2 separate regions of the Homo sapiens genome follow, and region 2 is linked to region 1. Evidence: read pairs that join two places in POLR2A ChIA-PET (ENCODE). Cell type or tissue: GM12878. All regions are shown on one strand. Links, peaks and the distances in the headings refer to the core of each region. The heading gives the core; the rest is flanking DNA.

Region 1 (8,122 bases), core at 3,123-8,122:
CATATGGGGATTAGAGGAAAGGGGCTGTCAGCATAACAGACATCTCCTAATCTACTATCAAACCAACTTTATTCATTCCTTCTAGAAGTTGTAAACAGTCATTGAATACTACCAGGCCCTGTGTTGGGTGTTGAAGACATAAATATAAGAAGACAAGGTCTCTGTCCCCATGGCGTTGGTCTCACCACTATCTGTAACCACAAAATGGATCATAAAAATTTCAATAACATAAGTAGAATGGCTGGATTAGTAGTCTCTAAAGTGAAGAAGTAACATTGAAGAACCACCAAATCTGCCCCCAAGAATCGGGTATAAAAACTATTTCTTAAGAAAGTGTATTTAGGCCGGGCGCGGTGGCTCACGCCTGTAATCCCAGCACTTTGGGAGGCCGAGGCGGGCGGATCACGAGGTCAGGAGATCGAGACCATCCCGGCTAAAACGGTGAAACCCCGTCTCTACTAAAAATACAAAAAATTAGCCGGGCGTAGTGGCGGGCGCCTGTAGTCCCAGCTACTTGGGAGGCTGAGGCAGGAGAATGGCGTGAACCCGGGAGGCGGAGCTTGCAGTGAGCCGAGATCCCGCCACTGCACTCCAGCCTGGGCGACAGAGTGAGACTCCGTCTCAAAAAAAAAAAAAAAAAAAAAAAAAAGAAAGTGTATTTAGTAGAAGAACAAGCCTAAGGAAAGAGTTCTCTAAAGGGGACCTGGCAGGTGGGCGTTTTGCAGCAATCTTCAAGATGTATGATGTGGAAACTCACCATAGCCAATTTCAGGCTACCAACCTTACAAACTTTATGAGTATTGAATAATTTACTCTAATCTGCTCAACTTAAGTAGTACTCAGATTTCAGCTACTTTAAGTTACAACTCAAATATGATTTAAGTTGTACTCACCAAAAATTTTTTTTAAATCAGTAGGCAACATTTCTAAGTAACTATTGGAACACTCCCTCTTCCTGTGCTTACTATTTTTGGAATCTTCTGTCTAGAGAAGGGAGATAAAATTCCTAAGTGCTGAAACTGCAAAGAAGCCATAGAAATATATGAGTGTAGGGAAGTGCTTACTAAATTAAGAATTTCAGAATGGGCCTTAAATCCCTGAGACTATGCCATTGAGCACAGATATAAACACTTTATACTTGCCTTTATTTTAAAATGAGCCAATCGTTTTTTCTTGTTTAGGAAATAAAACATGAAACCTGAACTTAAGAGGAAAATAAGCAATTATACAGATTTTTGATATCTGCTTACAAGTTGTAATTTTTATAATTCCTTTTTGTGAAAATTATACCTTATATTCATTCTTGTGTATAACATATGTATACGCATACATATATACACACACACACACATTTCCATTTCTTTCAGACTAGTCACAAATTAGATTTGAACTGAATGTTTATACAGCCTACTGGTTGTGCCATGGAATTACAAAACTGAAAGCTTTCCCTTTTCTAACATTACAAGCAGTTCACAATTACCAGATTAATAAAATTATTGTGGAGAACGAAAGGTGTTGCTTCTTTAAAACCAAATCTACCTTTATCTATTCTTTTATGTGTTAATAAAGTTGAAATACTTGATACTGCATAACCTTCTGCAGTATCTTTTGTCCTTTTCCTCCATGAGAAATCAGTTTCCTTGCATCAGAATAAGTCAAAATTCCCTCTCTGTACGTGCCGCAAACAAGAAATAGTAGTAGTATTATCAAAGAGTTCTTGCACATGAATACAGGTATATTTCTTAAACTGACATCAAAAATTGCCCTCCTAGAGACAGCACCTGCTGTTTACAAAGATGTGAGCCAAAGGTCAAAATAAAGTATTTCAGGACAGGTGTCAGGGCACTTTTGTGTTACCCCGTATTTGTATCCTTTATCTTCAACACCCTATGAAGTGAGCAGGTGATGGTATCCCCACTTAACTTACAGATGTATCCCCATTTAACATACAGATAAATTATGGCACAGAAAATTTATGCTTATCTTTCCAGGATCAGTCTGAAATTGAACCCAGTTTCTTAATAGCTGGTCTTGAAGCTTAAAATCAAGAGTAATAATTTAAAATATGTAATGATGTTAACTTAATATTAATGAATTACAGATTACATTTAAACTGTTTCTTTACGCTATAGACATTTTGTTCCCTTATTTTTAGAATAATAATATTCCTTCCCCCCTTTTTTCCTTTTGTAGAAAGCGGAAGGAGGATTAGTGGATAATTATATTGCTGTGATTGCAGCACCTGTGTGTTATTTTTTTTTTTTTTTTGATTGGCTAGTTCTGTATTAAAGATTCCTACTAGCTAAAAGTCTCCCTCATCAAATGGTTTTTATTAGCTAATTTTGGCTTGAGTTGTTTTAAATTTACAACCAAAATCTGCTTACTTCAACTTAGATTTGTACTTTAAATTTTTGTTCTGAATTTTTTTATTTACCTTCACCTTTTTATCATCTTATCCATTTCGGTTTTTTAATTTCAATGCCAATGGCAACAGGCACTCACCATATAAAACGATAGCTTGAGTTGTCCTGTTGTTGCCAGCTGTGGAGTTTGTGTGCCACTCAATGTATATGTACTAATAACTCTTCCCTAGAGAGATGCCTTTTATGGAGTAAGTGTCTAACCTATTATAATGAGATATAGGAATTAACTGCTTTGGATGATTACAATTGCAGATTCTAACAGCACTGTTTGGAACTTTAATCATCTCAATCACAAAAAGCACCTCGTTGTGGACTCAGAACTGTGGTCTAAGTGCTTAGAGTTTATTATATTTCCTTAATACATGTTTTCAGAAGTAAAAAAAGCGGGGGCCGGGGGGGGATGTAAGTCCTGTAGATTGGGTTGGCTTGTTTTCATGTTGTTATTTATTTATTTGGCTACATCAAACTGGGAAACTTATAAAGATCATTTAGCTTTTAGAAAGTGATTTACCTTAGATATAGTTATTTTACCAAGCTAACAGTGTTTGACCCCCCAAAAAGGAAACTTACCTAATAAGTGATGAGCACTGTAGTTTTTTCATTTAAATTCAACCGTTAATGATTGCTTCCCTTCACTCTGCCATCCTGACTTGAACTTTTAAAATAATTTTAGAAAGCATTGTTTTCATTAATGAAATTTAATTAATTTATTGTAAATGTATTAAATATATTTTTTATACAAAATGAGTATGTTATATCTGGATAATTTTAGTTTTGTGCAGCTGTGTATTAGGATTTTTTCCATTTTATAAGCCTCTTTGTATAAGGAAGTAGAATTAGTCTGCAAAATGTATTTTAGCTAGATAATCATTTTCTTGCTTTGATGAATTTACTACATTGGAAATATCCTCCCCTGCTTTAGAAATATTAACATTTGCTTTCTTTCTGCCTAATTTTTATATAAATTCTAAATATAATGTAAAATATTTCATTTATAGGCCCTCTGAAAGTAGAACATTTTTAAAAGCAGGTAGGTGTCTCCACCCTACTTTTCATGAAGCATTTTACCCATTCAAGCAGACTTTTAAAAACAGCTTGTTTTGATAGCAGACTGTTCTCCTGTGGGCCTTCAGCCTTTGCTTCCTGGCAGCACCTTTGGTGCGAAAAGAGAGTGATCAATTGGAAGACTATCAGTGCCAGCATGCATAGAGTGATAAGTTAACACACCACTGGGAATTTCTAGGGCCCACCAAGATACTTCACTTCTAATGTGCTAACAAGCTCATTTTTCTACCTCTTGCCTCTTCAGTTATTTTTTTTCTCAGAAGAGCTTAGAAGTTGAGTGCATCAGGCATAATGAAAAGCTCTGTAGGAGGGAGAAGCAATAACCCCATTTTTCCCTTTTCAGCCAAATAGAAAATTAGTTTCTGGTAATACACAAAGGCCAGTATTTTTTGTACAAGGGGCACTGCTGTGAATCAAAGGACTCTATTAACTGCAGAAAATTCGGCAGCTGTGAATCTCCCCCAATGAAAAAAGTACTTTCCAACAAGTTGTGAGATATGTGGTATTATTTAGATTGTACCATCAGTTTCATCCTCTTCTATTTATAACCATATACCCCCTTTAAAAGTGTGCCATATTACTTGTTTATGTTAAGACTCAAAAATGTCCGTATTATCCTCATGTAAAATCCTTGATGCTGATCATTTTAATATGCATCTTGTCCTATTGCTTCCCACCTCAAAAGTAAAATTCTTTTGAAGTTCACCCCCAGTGTACAGAATGGAAGGTAATAGAATTGGGATTCAAGGTTATTTTAATATTTGATACATAAGATAAATTGTAATAGAAGCAGATAAATTGTAATATGAAAGCCACTTAGCAAAAGTTACCACAATCAAAGTCAAGTGCATAATGAATATAGTCTTGCCTTTAACTCTTATACTTTTTTTTTCTCTTCTTACTCAGTGAACTTGTAAATATAACTAACTGGCCATGGTATCTCCCATTGAATTATTTAAAATTATCTTCCTCTCAAATTATTTTTTTGGGTCTTGGCTTAGTCTACAATTTCTAGAGTTTTAGAACTATATAATAATTAAATTGCATTTTTTTAAAAAATAAGGAATTTTGAGGGAAAATATTAAAGTGGACTTTGGGGAAAAATTCAGTGGAAAAAAAGAAGAACAAGTAGACAAATTTTTATTATCCTTATTTAAATGTCTTATGTAAAGCCTGTCAGCATAGCACACTGAGTACCACAGGGAAACTTTTAAAAGTTTTAAAAGAAAGGTTAACTGATTTCTCAGTTCAGGAACTATATGACATGAAGTCAGCATGTGAGTTTTTCCTGATAATTGTATGTTGCTGCCTGCTGCTCTACATTTTGACAGCCATTTCCATAGTTGCTTTCGTGAACAACAGAAATATTCTCTCTCTTTCTCGCCCTCTCTGTGCTAACAGCACAATCAGGCCTGCTGAAACAGGAAGCCTGGAGTGGGTTGTTCAAAAGCAACAACGCTTCAAGGTACTGGTTGCTTGTCAATAATATCAGAGAAGAAAATGTGGTGAAAAGGAACTACAGTATTTTTCTGTCAGTGTCAGTGCCCTGGAGATGCTTTGTTAGACAGTATTTAGGAGTCCTGTGGACTCTTTGCAAATATTCCTGCTTGTTTCAGTGTTATAATTGACTAGGTATTTTTTCCCAGCATACAGATTCAGCTATGTATTTATCTTAACCACATGGAGTTATTCGAGGATTACAGCAACAGTAATCTTCCATTCAAAATGAGAACAATTGTTGAGAAAATGCAGGGATTTTAGAAAAAGAAGAAGATATGTAGGAATTTTTCACAATAAATCTTTACAAATGAAAAACAGAATTTTGGACGTAGTATCTTAAGCAACATTACAATGTTTCTTGCGTGGCTTTTGAGAGTAAATCTGCAGATGGAAGCTGATTAACAAGATAAGATGAGCCTAGGCCGATATAAATTTCAGCCTAGACTCCTGATAGAAATTGAATCCTTTCTCAAGTAAACTGTTAACTTCCTTCATTTCAGTAGTTTAGTATTATTGTAATTATTATCTAATAAATGTCTCCCTGTTAAGTTGTCATTTATACTGGGATCATGAAGAGTAAACATACATTAAAAACTATATTTTTGCACTTTAAAAAGCCATACTGTTAACAATATATAAGAATAATTAGTGAATAATTCTATTTATTAAGAAGTAATGGCTTAGCAATCATAGCAGTCCTTTTTGATAAGATTTTTTTTCCAGTATAAGCTGCACTTAAGTTTATCCTTAACCAAAGGAAATCAGCTATGAGGAGAGAGCACGATACCTGCAAACAATTGTCCAGCACCACTTAGAACCAACAACATTTGAAGATTTTGCAGCACAGGTTTTTTCTCCAGCTCCCTACCACCATTTACCATCTGATGCCGGTAAGATTAAAAGCGAGTATTAGTTACTTGTTATTGGAACTTGAAATGCAGTACCCTTTTGTTCTAAAAACTTGCTTGAAAAAAATTCTAATCATTGAAATATGAATTTTTAATCACTATTTAATATTTGAATTTGGCCTATAAATTTGATTTATGGTTTCTTTTACCTAAATGCAGTTCCTTAAAAAGTCAACTATCTTCATAAAAGTACATGTACCACATTTTATATGAGCTAATATTCAATGACTCTTGCATCTTCTGGAATCATTTCTGAAGTATCTGCAAAAGAAATACAAATTAAGCATGCACTCTGAACTTCAGAGGATCAAATTTTGTGGCCAAGAATATCACCCCATCATCTCTGATTTTACAGCTAAAGCTAATATAACTGGTCTAGATTTAGAAGTACTTAATACTGTAATTTATGTTACAATAATTAAAGAGTGTAAGAGGGTACTGCATTTTATGATTAATTTTGAAGAAATCAGTAAGAAAATAAATGACTCGTGGCCTTCCTATTCTGTAATATCTTGCTCTCCTTATGATTGTTTCATTTATTTTCCCTCTTTAGATCATTAAATATCAGTTCTGTTTATCTGAAGGTAAGACAAAGTGTCAACCAAAACACCCTCTGTTCTTCTCCCATTTCCTTTTTTCAAAATTAGCAGGCTCTAAGCTTGTAACTTAAACAATAAGTAAACTTAACACTGTCCGGTTCATACTAAACATTTCAGAAATTGTCACTAAATTTTTTCCAGTATTATACTGACTAACCCAGGTCTGCATGAAACACTAACATGGTTTGGGGATAAAAATAACTAATAATAGAATCCCTTGGTTGAAATTAGTTACACCTTGTTATATTGACCTTTTTTTTCTGTTTCTCAGCATGAAAAAGTAGTACTATTGAACTGAAGTAGTGTGTCTTTGTATTTTGTGATGTGTTGCATTGTTATTGGATATCCTAACTCATCAAATGATAACTCTCTGTGTGCCTTGCACTTCACTAGGCACCTGAAATACAAAGATGACTGTTGTAATGGTATTCAAGGGAAGCAGGAAAAGAGGACATAATATGCTTGAAGTTTATCATAATAAACCTTCAAATCTCTTTATATTAAATAAGTTTTCTTTATATTAAATAAATTCAAAAGGCACAACACTTCTTTTCTAGCCTAATTTATTTGGAAAAAGTTACTGTAATTCTCAATTGAGATTTAGTTAGTGAAATTAAAGTTTCCATTCCTGTCATCATTAAATTGCTATTAGAAAAATAATTTTACAAAAAATTTAGATCGCTTTCAGATAGTATAAAAGACCTAGCAAAGACAAAACCGTATTAAACCAGGTTGAATCTTTTGAAAGAGATAAAAAGTCTAAGATTCACTTTAATGGATTGACACTATCCAAAATTACCCAGTTTGGCATTAAAAAAGATGGTAAAAGAGAAATATTAAATTAATGAACAGCAAAATAACTAATTAAGTATATCTGGCAATTTTCTTGTTTAATAATGGAGAATGTCCGATAAAATGTCAGATTATATTAAAAGAGATATGAATAACACTTGTGTATCCTATAGTCAAGCCATAAATTTCACAAGTGAAAAATATTGATAATAGAACCACACTTGGACTAACTTTCCCCCTTAGATTGATAAAGGCTGTTCAGTTCTCATGTGTCGTTGTTTACCAGCTGTACTCTTTCGTATTTGTCATCTTAATGTTCTCCCCATATTTTGCATGTTATCCTGCACATTTGGCCAGGTATTGTGGAAGTGAGTAGTATCTCACTTCTGAGACATTAAAGGATGCTACAGCAGCCAAGTCAGGGTTCTGTTGGCTTCATTTTTAATGTGTCTTACAAAATTATTGTGTAAGTTGTTTAAAATAACACTTATGATTGTCTAAATAGTAGTAAAAATGTGAATTTGAACATAAACCTAATATTGTGCTACAGATTTTTTCAGTTAATTTTTAAGAGTTGTCACTGCATTTAAGAACCATCCTCTAATTTTAATATGCACTCTGATTTTCAAAAGGGTGTTTTTGCTTGTAAATAACTTGTGCCAGTATTACTGAATACGTTTCTATATAAGTTTTTGCAGACTTTAATAGTTATGACATAAATTTTTATCAGAGTGGTTCTCAGTTCAACACAAAATAAAAATGAAATATTTACTCTTAAGAGTAGCAAAAACATAGAATCTGAAAAATAATTTTTTTCCAGTTATCTCAAATCTTA
Region 2 (8,443 bases), core at 1,823-6,822, 220 kb after region 1:
AGGCGTACTTTCTGCATAGAAAGAACACTCAACAGCCCTCCAACACAGGCTGAGAATCTGAAAAAGTCAGGCCATGTCGGCTTAAAGAAATCAAGCTGCATATCCACCAGCATATCAAGATTTTAAATTTAAGAACTATGGGTCAGGTAGAGTGGTTCATGCCTGTAATCCCAGCATTTTGGGAGGCCGAGGTGGGTGGATCACCTGAGGTCAGGAATTCAAGACCAGCCTGGCCAACATGGTGAAACCCTGTCTCTACTAAAAATACAAAAAATTAGCTGGACATGGTGGCAGGAGCCTGTAATCGCAGATACTTGGGAGGCTGAGGCAGGAGAATGGCTTGAACCCAGGAGGCAGAGGTTGCAGTGAGCTGAGATCGCGGCATTTCACTCCAGCCTGGGTGAAAGAGCGAAACTCCATCTCAAAAAAACAAGAAAACAAAAAACTATGACAGCTCAGATGCGTACATTCTAAAGTTCATCCGAACCTGGTTAATGCAGTGCTTGGCTGGCCTGGAGCCTTAGGGAAGAATATCCACGAGGCACCTGCTGTATGCTGAGCAGGTTCGCATGGAGTCCCTCTCGTTCAGTCCTTGGTTGGTGAGGGCCGCATCACAGGACAGGCTCAGCGCAGCACAAACCGAAAGAGAAATGCTTCGGACCAATGTCCTTTCTCAGTTTCTCCCGGGAAGGCCGGCTGGAGCAGGCTATTTCCAAGGCCCTGGAAATACAGGTGTTTTCCCTTCAGTCATCTCCAGAGCAGGAGCCTCCTATGTCTCAGGAAGATAAGAAGGATCCAGATGCCAGGAGGAGTGACCTCTGGACACTTGGCTGGGAGCCCAGGAGCCCTGATGCCAGGCCCAGGAAGGCCTCCCCACCCCTCTGGGGCCTAGTCAGGGGAAGGAAGGAACCAAGGAAGGGAGGGAGGGAGGAAGGAAGACACATGGGATAGGATTTCCAGACCCAAGGCCGGCAATCCTCCTGGTTCCAATCACCGGATAGGCAAGCTGGTTTGTAGTTTTCCATAGGTGACAAAAGCCAAAGGAAGGTTGCAAAATCCCTCCTGCACCAGTAGGCTTCAAGAGGTTACACTCTCAATAAGAATGTGAAATGGTAGATTCAATAAAATCTAGTGTATGATAACATAATAATTTATGTACATCTTAAAATAACTGGAATAGTGGGCCGGGTGGCTCACGCTTGTAATCCTAGCACTTTGGGAGGCTGAGGCGGGCAGATCACGAGGTCAAGAGATTGAGACCATCCTGGCCAACATGGTGAAACCCCATCTCTACTAAAAAAAATACAAAACTTAGCTGGGTGTGCTGGCGCGTGCCTGTAGTCCCAGCTACTCAGGAGGCCAAGGCAGGAGAATTGCTTGAACCCGGGAGGCAGAGGTTGTAGTGAGCCGAGATGGCGCCACTGCACTCCAGCCTGGCCAGTCTGGGCAAGAGCAAAACTCTGGCCAGGTGTGGTGGCTCACACCTGTAATCCCAGCACTTTGGGAGGCCAAGGCAGGTGGATCACGAGGTCAGGAGATCGAGGCCATCCTGGCTAACACGGTGAAACCCTGTGTCTCTACTAAAAATACAAAAAAATTAGCCGGGCGTGGTGGCGGGCGCCTGTAGTCCCAGTTACTCAGGAGGCTGAGGCAGGAGAATGGTGTGAACCCGGGAGGCGGAGCTTGCAGTGAGCCGAGATCGTGCCACTGCACTCCAGCCTGGGTGACAGAGCAAGACTCTGTCTCAAAAAAAAAAAAAGCGAAACTCTTTTCTACAGAAAGCCTGGGCTTTCTGTAGGGGCTGACTCACTTCAGGGCCCCCTGGCATGGCCTAAAGCTGTAGAGGGGAGCTGGCAGCCCCAGAAGGGCTTCATTTCCCAATCTCTCCTCCCCTTTCTCCTGGCCCCCTGGGCATCTCCACCTCTGCCCCTACCTCCCAAGCAAGCCTTGACTCACATACTCCTGAGTGGCAGCCTCTGGCCTCTCTCCATCTGTGCCACCCCCTCCTAGGACACTGGGGTGAGGAAGCCCTGGGAGGCAGGCTCTGGGTGCAGGTCAGAGGCCTCCCTGTCTGTGCTGGGGTCCAGCTGAGCCAGGGCCACTGAGCCCTTGAGGGCTCTGCAGGCCTCGGGATGGGAAGGGAAGGTGTGGGAGATGACCCTGAGCCCGGGGCGCCCCTTGGAGCTCCCAGAGGCTGTTTTGGCTCCTGGCAGGGTCAGAGCAGCTTGGTGCCATCGTGTGTGCTCCTCCAGGAGGAGAAGGCTCTAGACAGGGCAGGACTTGCCCTAAAGGCCAGGGACCCCCATAGGGAAAAGCTGCCGCCTATGGGTGTCACGAGGAAATGAGCGCCCAGGAAGAACATGGTCACCCTGAAAGAAGTAGGACGTTGTCTCCCTGGCTGAACCACAAGCCTTGCGCGGGTGACGCAGGGCCTCACCTGCTCTGCCCTGGCTGAAGAGAGACATTTGTAAACTTCAGGCTGGCTTCTGCCTGCCTGACCACACTGCTTGGGTGACAATGTTCGCAGGAAATCACATTTTGGTAGTGACTGGTCAGGATGCTGGGGAAACTTAACAGCACTAGAGAGCCGTTCTGGAAGGGCGCTGCCATACTCTGCTGCCACAGCGTAGCTGGTGTCTTCTCTGCACTTTAAATGCATTGTGTCATTTTTTCCTCATAGCACTTCTTTGAGATGGATCCTGTGGTTTATACCCCTTTTTTTCAGAAGAGAAAAACTGAGGCTGTAAATAACTCAGCTGTGGACTGAGAATTCAGTCAGGCTCTGACTGTGGGGAAGCTGGAAGTCCCAGCACTTGATTCTGGCGGCTGGAAGCCTGGGGCTGCGAGTGCCCCTTTCCGCACCCCTGTAGTCAGGGCTCTTGTCTCCTGGCTTTGGTGCTAGGATGCAGCCACCTGGAGCTGTTGGCTACGACCTGTTCAGCAGGGTCCTCCGACCCGCAGTGTTGCTGGATTGTCTGGTGTGTCAGTGTCTGGACAGGGCCTCATACGACTATTTATCTCCCTCCCAGGAGCCCCTCCCTTCAAGGTAGGCCTGGAACTAGGGTTTTTCAGAAATGAGAAATCAGCTGTGAGCACCTGCAGCCCCTCCTGCTTTAGAAGAAACAGCATAATACCCTGTTTTACAATGACCTTTTGTTTTTTTAAGTACACTTCACAGAGAAAGAAAAAGAAAAAGAAAAACCCAGAAGGGATCTCCACGTAGTCTTTGGCAGGAAAGGGGCCTCTTACAGTATTGTTGGTAGCTTTGAATCATTAGAGGCATCTGCTCACGACCTGCTGCAGGGCCCTGGGCGTGGCACTCACAGAGTCCCTCCCAGGAAGGAGGCCTGGAAGCTGGTTTTTCACAAGAAATGTCTTCATGCCCAGTCTGCTTCTGTAAAGGCCTGGACTGCCACCCTGCTGGATGCAGACAGGATGCAAAGTGGCCACAGATATCTCAGTGGCAGCTCAATAACTTGGAGGAGATACTCTGCAAGGGCCTAAATTCTTAGCCCCTGGGGAGACTTAGTCCGTCTTGGTCATCACCCTGTGCCCCGGAGCAGGGTCTGACTTACAGGAGGGGCTCAAAAATATTCGTTGATCAATAAGAAGTATTAAGAAAATGTCTCCTAAATTGACAGGAGATGGTGCAATAACATGGACCCTGTACAGCCTTCTTCCCTGGGTTCCCTCTTGAAGTACACTTTCTCAGGTGGCTGAGGACACAGAGGCACAGGGAAGCAGGTGGCCTTCCCAGGTCTCCCTGCAATGATGGGTCTCTACGGCCAATCCATTAGGATCGCTAGGCCGTTTTTTAGAGGAGGTGATTTTGCCCCCTGCCGTGTCCATCCACAACTTAGAGCTTGACCACTGTCACTTACAAAATGCCAGCACAGCCATCTTCACCGACAATTTTTTGCCCTCCCTCTTGATGAGGACTTGTATAAGTTCCTAGAAAAAGTGGCAGCCAGGCGCCTGGAGGCTGCCCAAGCAGCGTGGCCCCAGTTTTACCGAGCGGGGCAAACAGGTCTCTGAGGTAGTTATTAAGCAGACGGCTAGACGCGGCCAACATCCGCACTGCTGCTCACGGCCTCTATCCCTGGAAAACCCCAGCTAGGCCCGGCACTCTGGGGCTGTTCGCTGGGGCTCTCCCCAGATCATCCCTCTTCTGCCCAGGGAACAGGTCTTTCCTGTTCTTCTTCTGCTTCTCCTTTTCTTCCTCATTCCAGTCCTCAGTGGAGACTTAATCACCGTAGTGCACTCGGTGAAACCTAAACCACTGTGTTAACTCTGAGGTTTACAGGTCACCCCCCTGCAGTAAGGCCAGAGCCTGATTTCTGTGGAAAGCACACCCCTAATCCAAACGATCTTCTTGTGATAAAGGGGTGTCAGCAGCTTCACCAAAGTTTATGCCACTCCACTTGCCATTTGGGACAATGCATTTCCTTCGTCTAAATGCACATTTCCCTACATTCCCCTCGTATCTCTGGATGTGGGAGAGGCCTCTCAATGACAAGGGGCTGCAGCAGGGCCCGGTGGAGCTGCCACAAGCCCTGGAAAGGGGAGCCCCAGGCTGAGGTTGCTGCTAAGAGTTAATTACTGTTAGACATTTGCATTTGTTATCCCCTGGTCTGGCTGCTGGAGTCGAGGATGACGTCAGCAAAGGCACAGATGACATAAGCCTAAGGCACAAGGTCACCTTCTGAAAATGCATTTGACTCAGCACACCAGTAAGCTGCCCACTGACCAAGAGAGCAGCACAGGCGGATGAGCCCCAAATACACTTGACTGTGATCTTGTCACCTGCAGCCGCTGCCCACAGTGCTTCCCAAGCAGTAGCATACTCCAGGCCTGACTGGGCCACACTCTCGAAAGACTCATGCCCACAGCAGTGTCCTGCGAGACTTGGACTTGATAGACCAGGGCTGAGGGCCTAGAACTTTATAGCCTGGAACTCCTGGGCTCAAGCAATTCTCCCACCTCAGCCTCCCAATTAGCTGGGGTTACAGGCATGTGCCACCGGGCCCAGCTAATATTTTAATTTTTTTTTTTGAGACGGAGTCTCGCTCTGTTGCCCAGGCTGGAGGGCAGTGGCGTGATCTCGGCTCACCGCAACCTCCGTCTCCCGGATTCAAGCAATTCTCCTGCCTCAGTCTCCCAAGTAGCTGGGACTACAGACGTACACCACCATGGCTGGCTAATTTTTTTTTTTTTTTTTTTTGAGACAGAGTCTTGCTCTGTCACCAGGCTGGAGTGCAGTGGCACTGTCTCAGTTCACTGCAACCTTTGCCTCCTGGGTTTAAGTGATTCTCCTGCCTCAGCCTCCCAAGTAGCTGGGATTACAGGTGCGTGCCACCATGCATGGCTAATTTTTTGTATTTTAGTAGAGATGGGGTTTTACCATGTTGGCCAGGCTGGTCTTGATCTCCTGACCTCGTGATCCGTTCACCTTGGCCTTCCAAATTGCTGGGATTACAGGCGTGAGCCACTGCGTCTGTCCATTTTTTGTGTTTTTAGTAGAGACGGGGTTTCATTATGTTGGGCAGGCTGGTCTTGAACTCCTGACCTCATGATCCGCCCACCTCGGCCTCCCAGAGTGCTGGGATTACAGGCATGAACCACCTTGCCTGGCCAATATTTTAATTTTTTGTAGAAACAGGGTCTCCCTGTGTTGCCCACGCTAGTCTGGAGCTCCTGGGCTCAAGTGATCCTCCCGCCTCCGCCTCCCAAAGTGCTGGGATTACAGGCATGAGCCACCGCGCCCATCCAAACTGAGCAGATTGTGTGGAGAGTTCACCACCCCACATCAACTTTCCCTATTATCAGTATCTTGCTTTGGTGTGGCACATTTGTTACAATTCATGAACTAATACTGACACATTATTATTAAAGTCCATATTTTATATTAAGGCTTACTTTTTGTATTGTACATTTCTATGGGGTTTGATAAAGGCAAATGTCATGCATCCATGATTACCATACCAAACCCAGGTTTCACTGCCCTGAACTGGTGTTTCACCTATTCATCCCTCTCCACTTCCCATTTCTTCCCACCCCACTCTGAACTCCCAGCAACCGTTATCTTTTTTTTTTTTTTCTTGAGACGGACTTTTGCTCTTGTTGCCCAGGCTGGAGTGCAGTGGCGCAATCTCGGCTCACTGCAACCTCCGCCTCCCAGGTTCAAGCGATTCTCCTGCCTCAGCCTCCCAAGTAGCTGGGATTACAGGCATGCGCCACCATGTCCAGCTAATTTTGTATTTTTAGTAGAGATGGGGTTTCTCCATGTTGGTCAGTCTGGTCTCAAACTCCCAACCTCAGGTGATCCGCTCGCCTTGGCCTCCCAAAGTGCTGGGATTACAGGTGTGAGCCACCACACCCCACCAACCATTCTTTTTTTACTGTCTCTATAGTTTTTACTTTTCCAGAAAGTCATATAGTTGGATTCATACAGTAAGTAACCTTTTCAGATGGGCTTCTTTCACCTGCAATATGCACTTAAGATTTTTCCATGTCTTTTTGTGGCTTGATAGCTCATTTTATTTTAGTGCCGAATAATATTTCATGGTATAGATGCACAACAGTTTGTTTTCCACTCACCTATTGAAGGTCATCTTGCTTGCTTCTGGTTTTTGGCAATTGTTATTATTATTCTGTTTTGTTTTGTTTTGAGACAAGGTCTCACTCTGTCACCCAGGCTGGAGTGCAGTGATGCGATCTCAGCTCACTGCAACTTCCACCTCCCGGGTTCAAGTGATTCTCCTGCCTCAGCCTCCTGAGTAGCTGGGATTATAGGCATGCGCCACCATGCCCGAAAAATTTTTGTATTTTTAGTAGAGATGGGGTTTCACTATGTTGGCCAGGCTAGTCTCGAGCTCCTGGCCAGAAGTGATCCACCCGCCTCGGCCTCCCAAAGAGCTGGGATTACAGGCATGAGCCACCTTGCCCAGCCTGTTTTTTTGCAATTATGAAGAAAGCTGCTTTATAAACATTTGTTTGTGAGGTTTTTGTGTGGCTATAAGCTGGATTTTACACTAATAGTGTTTAGCTTTGTAAGAACTGCTCAGCTGTCTTCCAGGTGGCTGTACCATTTCGCATTCCCACCAGTTACTGCTGCTCTGCACCCTTGCTAGTAGTATTTGGTACTGTTATTAAAAAAACTTTTTTTTTTTTTGGACTGGTGAGTTGGCTTACGCCTTTAATCCTAGCACTTTGGGAGGCCTAGGCAGGCAGATTACCTGAGGTCAGGAGTTCAAGACGAGCCTAGCCAACATAGTGAAACTCTGTCTCTACCAAAAATACAAAAAGTTAGCTGGGTGCAGTGGCTCACACCTGTAATCCCAGCTACTCAGGAGGCTGAGGCAGGAGAATCGCTTGAACCTGGGAGGCGGAGGTTGCAGTGAGCTGAGATCCCGCCACTGCACTACAGCCTGGGCAACAGAGCAAGACTCATCTCAAAAAAAAAAAATTCGCCATTCTAATAGATATGTAGTGGCATCTCAGTGTTGTTTTAATTTGCAATTCCTGATGGCCTATGATGTTTAGCATTTTTTCTTTTTTTTTTTTTGAGACGGAGTCTGGCTCTGTTGCCAGGATGGAGTGCAGTGGCACGATCTTGGCTCACTGCAAACTCCACCTCCCAGATTCAAGTGATTCTAGTGCCTCAGCCTCCCCAGTAGTGAGGGTTATAGGCACATGCCACCACGCCCAGCTAATTTTTGTATTTCTAGTAGAGACAGGTTTTCACCATGTTGGCCAGGATGGTCTCAATCTCTTGACCTCGTGATCTGCCTGCCTCAGCCTCCCAAAGTGCTGGGATACAGGCATGAGCCACCGCACCCAGCCAATGAGCATCTTTTCATATACTTAATTTCCATCTGCTTATCTTCTTTGGTGAGGTGTCTGTTTAGATCCTTTGCCAATTTTTAAATTGTTTTCTCATTGTTGAATTTTAGGAATCCTTCGTGTATTTTGGATATCAGTTATCATATATGTGTTTTGCAAATATTTTATCCCAATCTATAGCTCGTCTTTTCATTCTCTTAATGTTTTTTTCACAGAGCACAAGTTTTTAATTTACTAAAGTCCAATTCATCAATTTTTTTCTTTCATGGATTGTGCTGCTGATATTGTATCTGAAAACTCATTGCCAAACCCAAGTCACCTACATTTCCTCTCGTATTATTATCTGAAAGTTTCATAATGTGAAACTTTTACATTAAGTCTATAATCCACTTCGAGTTAATTTTTGTGAAAAGTGTAAGGCCTGTGTCTAGATTCATGTTTTTCCATGTGGCTGTCCAATTGTTACAGCACTATTTATCAAAAATACGATTCTTTCTCCATTGAATTACCATTGTTCCTTTGTCAAAGTTCAGTTGATTATATGTTTGTGGGTCTATTTCTGGGATCTTTATTCTGTTTTATTAATCTATTTGTCTTTTCT

The links. ChIA-PET counts read pairs that join two places held together with the same protein. Peaks named below come from ENCODE experiments on the same cell type or tissue, not always from the same donor. Only the 100,000 strongest peaks of a DNase experiment are listed, where the experiment ranks them.
Region 2: POLR2A ChIA-PET joins it to region 1 with 5 read pairs; 2 of 35 experiments call an interaction of 5 or more read pairs at or near these places.

Annotation. Positions count from the first base shown.
Region 1 is chr14:35,546,866-35,554,987 of GRCh38, reverse strand. RALGAPA1 (Ral GTPase activating protein catalytic subunit alpha 1) reads left to right here. Exons shown (of 42, transcript NM_001346249.2): 40 at 5,754-5,878; 41 at 6,450-6,480. The coding sequence ends at 6,457. Among named protein-coding and RNA genes, the nearest start is that of INSM2, 17 kb to the right of the region's middle. RefSeq lists an enhancer at 3,196-4,170. In GM12878, for the core only: no CTCF peak of the experiment used is centred there; no DNase peak of the experiment used is centred there.
Region 2 is chr14:35,328,062-35,336,504 of GRCh38, reverse strand. No RefSeq gene overlaps it. Among named protein-coding and RNA genes, the nearest start is that of PSMA6, 40 kb to the right of the region's middle. RefSeq lists enhancers at 2,841-3,450, 3,461-4,382, 4,548-4,842. In GM12878, for the core only: no CTCF peak of the experiment used is centred there; a DNase peak (open chromatin) is centred at 4,640; H3K27ac peaks cover 388 bases.